2 separate regions of the Mus musculus genome follow, and region 2 is linked to region 1. A link is a loop called in an ENCODE intact Hi-C map of the cell type or tissue named here. Cell type or tissue: left cerebral cortex. All regions are shown on one strand.

The links. Hi-C counts contacts between places; a loop is a spot of excess contacts. Peaks named below come from ENCODE experiments on the same cell type or tissue, not always from the same donor. Only the 100,000 strongest peaks of a DNase experiment are listed, where the experiment ranks them.
Region 2: a loop joins it to region 1, with 12 times the contacts of the local background. A loop is called at or near these places in 4 of 42 quality-filtered maps.

Annotation. Positions count from the first base shown.
Region 1 is chr13:44,071,936-44,074,435 of GRCm38, forward strand. No RefSeq gene overlaps it. Among named protein-coding and RNA genes, the nearest start is that of Gm33630, 27 kb to the right of the region's middle. In left cerebral cortex, no CTCF peak of the experiment used is centred here; DNase peaks (open chromatin) are centred at 1,424 and 2,413; H3K27ac peaks cover 1,157 bases.
Region 2 is chr13:44,281,245-44,283,744 of GRCm38, forward strand. No RefSeq gene overlaps it. Among named protein-coding and RNA genes, the nearest start is that of Gm29676, 22 kb to the left of the region's middle. In left cerebral cortex, no CTCF peak of the experiment used is centred here; DNase peaks (open chromatin) are centred at 747, 1,325 and 1,816; H3K27ac peaks cover 1,071 bases.

The DNA.
Region 1 (2,500 bases):
AAGCAAGGCTTTTAAAACACATGTGTGTGAGAAAGGAGATTCGTATGGCAAAGGAATGTACATCATGAATCCAGAGGGAACAGTGGGGAGGACAGGCTGGTGTCTGAAGTAGAGTGGGCTTCCAGGGTGGAGTGGGTGTCAGGTGTGGAGAAGGAGCAGGGCAAACTCAGAGGACACAGAAGGAAAATGAAACCCACAGAATCCTTAACTTCATTTATTTAAAAAATTTCACAGAAATGCTATATTAGGGCTTTGCCTTTGTTGTCTCTGGAGAAAGCATTATGGTCAATGGAAAAAGATGTCTAGTCATTTTTTCCCCTTATTGTCAAGAGCGGTTGCTCTAAGTGGGCAGTAGTAGAGTATAGCCATTTCTGTTGTTCAAACTGCAAGCTCTTGCTTATGTAGCAAAATATTCTGGCTAGGATCTGTCTTCATCACTAATTTCTGTGACTCGATCAGACTCTGTTCCCCAAACATCCAAGCATCTGGGGCAGGCTCAGAGGGTACACGTGGAATTCATATCTGTAACCTCTGAGTTTTAAGCTATGAAGAGGCATGGTCCCCTTCTTCACCCTCTATCTCACATTCTAGTGTAGACTCCAAGGACTTCCAGTCCCTAGGAGAACGGCACAGGCACATGATGCAAGGAGCAGTCTAGTCTGTTTTCCAAAATCCACGGAGCCACTGAAGGTTGGAGGCTGTTACAGTAGCTAGTGCCATCCTAGCCAGTATAATAGAATACTTGAGACTTGGGAAGTTATAAATAACAGAAGATATAATTTCTTATTATTCTAAAACCTGTAAAGTCCAAAGACAGGGTGTCAATATGTTCATGGTCTAGTGAGAATCTGGTCTCTTCTTTCTTCTAAGATATAGCATCCTCAAGAGGAAAGAACTCTGTGCCTTCACTTGGTAAAGTCACAAGGGCCCACGAGAAGAAAAGGACCAGGGGATATGTCACCACTATTGTGTTATAGAAAGACAGGACATGGGAAAGGGAGACAAGCAAGGATTTCCCAAACTTTAAGTCACTGGGGAATGTTCAGAGTTCTTATAAAAATAGGGCACACACACACACACACACACACACACACACACACACGCACACACACACACACACACACACAATGTCTCTACATAATATCAGGGCCCAGTAGTTTTGCACTCTCTCAATTTGCATTCAAATTTCCCTGAATTGGCTCATGGCACACTCGTCAGTGGGATTCAACATTCAACAACAAGTAAGCCTTCCCTCGCTCTTGGCACGTCTCAGTCCTCCCTCTCCCCCACGCAGCCTCGTCCCTGCTGCCTTCTCCTTCCCACAAAGCTCATTTTTGGCAAAATGGTTTTTATAAAGCACACATTTTAACTAATTAAGTGTAATCCCACGATCTCACGTGCCTTCTCCCACATCCCCTGACTCACACACTCCCCCATCTATGGGAATTCTCCCTTGTGCCTCCCAAAAGAATGGAGTGCGCATGCATACACTCACACAGCACACAATCCTGTCTTATACGTAGCAAAGTTATTCACAGAGTGTGACAGTTCTCCTGATTTTCCTTTGGCTTTTTTGTGATGCAAGATGGAAAATGATTTTTCCAACATTGCGTGTCCTCTGAGGAACTAAAATATGCAGTGCTGGGTTTCTTTTGGCAGCAAAGTTGCCTGTGATCCTAAGTCGACACAGATCCTGAACCTACAGAAATAGTCCCTCTTGATCCTTTCTAGCAGGAGTTTCGAGGATTGGCTTCATACCCATTAGAGGCCTGGATAGCAAGAGCATTATAATTCACAGCCTTCGTTTTATTGGTGGGGATATCCATCTACTCATAGGTGTCTTGTCGCCTCTAAAGCTCACGTGGAAATCTGAGCTATGCCCACCATTCACATGGGGCAGCAAGCACATCATCTTCTCAGGTTATTACACCAGCCACTCGGTAGTGGGAGAACCATTCTCTGTCGGTGAAATGAAGGGGACTTGTGAGTGCTCAGAGCAATACCAGCTTCAGTCCTCTAGCGCTGCACCACTGAACACATTTTCAAGACCACCCAGTATCTCCCCTATTCTTTGGAACGGCCCCCCAATGCAGTAGACACTTGAACGAGATCTGAGGTTATCCAGACAAAAGGCATATAGGATGATTTCAAGAGTGTGATTTAGTAAGGGCAGGTAAACAAACACAGGGCTGAATCTATTGTGCTAAGTACACTGTATGACTTTTGCTACCACTGTGCATTCATTTCGGAAGCATTGCCCTAGAAGAAAATAACAGCGGTGGCAGCAGCAGTGGCAGCAGCGACACCAACAGCAGCCAACGACTGAATCACTGAGGGGGAAGGCACCAACAGCTATGCCTCCCAACTAAGGAACATCTTACTCAACCTCCCTCCTACTCACCATCACTGCCTGTAGGTTTGGAACCAGGAAAGACTTTAAAAGCTAAAGATAACAAGCTAATAGGATGTTAAAGCGAAAGCAGCCTCACAGCCCAGCTCC
Region 2 (2,500 bases), 210 kb after region 1:
CTTAATTAGTGAATTTTCCATTCTCAATAAAGCAAAAGGGTTTGGCACACCAATAATTACACAGGCCAAACAGAAGGAAGGATGCCATTTGAAGGTCTGCTCTCAAGAGCTCATACTTTTTAACCAGAACCAAGGGAAAGAGACAGTCTTTTTGTCCACCCCAAGGCTCTGTGGTCATGTGCCTTTTTATATTTGCTAACTCATCTTTGGCTTATATCTGACAGGCACTTTTGAATCTATCAGCCATCCGTGAAGGCTTCTTAGTTTTCCGGAGAAATAGCCCTGTGTTCCAAAGAGAGACAGGCTGAACTTGAAGTCAGTTACCTGGCATTAAGTTGTGGAACTTAACAAGTGGCTTGAACATCTCTGAACTTTAGCTCTCTCACTTTTATAACCCTGACATATTGATGGCCACCTCTTCAGATTGCCAAGAGACTAAATGCAATGCATCTTGTCTTCTGAAACATCCGGTAAAACGGTTAGGTTCGTGCGTATGACAGCCTTCCGAGGAAAAGGATGGATTCTTAGAGATGTCAACCGCAGCATCAGCATCACAGACTAATCAGGTGTCAAGCACACTGGCTACTTACCGCGATGCCAGTCCACTGCTGAAGTCGGACCACTGCTGAAGTCACTGACTGTGAGGGTTAACTTTTACAGACAGCCTGACTGAACTCGTCATCTGTCACCTAGGAGAGACATCTCTGCACGTGTCTGTGAGAATACTCAGGAAGGGTCAGCTGGGGAGCAGAGACCCACCTGGGATGTTGATGGCACCATTCCAGGTACTGTACAGACTAAAAATGCACAGAGGGAGAAACCTATTGAGAGCCAGCATTGATCTCTCTGTCACCATCCCCCATGATATAAGCAAGCAGGCAGCCTCCTGCTGCCAGGCCTTCCCTGCCAGGATAGACCGACACTCAGACCCTTGCAAAATAAACCTTTCCTCCCCTGAGTTGCATCCCACCAGGTTTTTGCTCACAGCAGAGAGAACAATAACAGATACACCCATACAGATATTTTCCGATGAAATTAGAACCACCACAAAAGGAAGTTTTCACTTTATACAATTCACGCGGCTTTCATCCAATGGGATGGATAAAAACACTGTTTTGAGCATCTAGGTTAATAATATACATCACTGACATAAAGAAACGGAGAACTGCTGTAAGATAAAACAAACCTCTCCCGGGCCTTACGTTTTTGGTATAGAATCAGCGATGCTGTGAATGGCTCTTGTCCACACATTCTTCTGTTGCCAAAATGGGCCTTCCTCCTAGAATGACAGCCAGGCAGACGCTCAGCAACTTCCCCAACCATAGCTGGATGCAGCGATTGTCACAAGTGATGAAATATGATTAGCAAATTACAGCTCTGGTGTTTTATTTTAAGGGCACATAAAGAAAATGAATGGATTGAGCCGTTTTGCATTTTTTTTCCAGTTGAATCATTTAAAAATGACTGGGTAATGGAGAAGGCAAGAAGGATGGCTGGAAGAAAAAGGCACAAATAACACGCCACTTCACAGCCTATCAGCATAATTCATCCTTGCCTCCCGTCCCGAACTGTTGTACGGTGTTGCTGTACATGGCTAAACAGCTGCCATTTATTTCTGGCATCTTTATTTTAGCGCTGGAAAAATTGGCCTGGAATTCTCTTATTTTGTTTCATATAAAAGGAAAAAGATCACATGGGAGCCGCATCCTAGTTTCACATGGTGTTGTCGTTACTACTTAGGTCGCCCACAGGACTTGAGTAAAGGAGTCAACTCATCCTGTGGGTGTAGGATGTGTCCTGTCTTCTACCTTCAATAACTGCCCCGCTGCAAAGCCCGGGGTTTGTGAGATCCTGTCAGGATCCTCCAAATGCCTCCTACAGGAAACAGCAGCTGCTGCCTTTTGTGTCTGTGCTCCAATCCTAGACTTAGAACTCTTTACGCCTCTCCCACAGAGTTGGCAGGGAAGCAAAATTCCATAAGCCCCTTATTTCTCATTTATACGTGCCATTATAAAATTAGAGGCGCATTCCTTTGGAAATAAATTTGGCACTGAAACGTGACTACTGAAGCCCAGTTAGGGATATAGTGTGTTTGAAATTGTGAGGACTTGAAAGGCTAAGCAGGAAGAGGGCCATGAGTTCGAGGCCAGCCTGCACAGTTTGAGGCCAGGCTGACTACAGTGAGAGACCCTGTCTCCATAAACAATGAGAGAGGCAGGATCGTCAGAGGGAGAAGAGAAGGAGGAGGAGGGAAGGAAAGAGAGGGGATGGTGGGAGGGAAGAAAGGAAGTTTTAAGTACATATTTCAGACAGTAAAGTTATAATACTCAAAATGACTATAAAAAAGAGACTTGGGTGTGAATTCAAGCTCTACTGCATGCCAAACCCAAGATTTGGGAAAGTCATTTATCTTTACAGAAGTAAAGAATTTTTAAAGTGGATTAAGAAATATTACTTTATGGTACAAGTAGATTAAAGGGCATGGTAATATTTGGTAGAA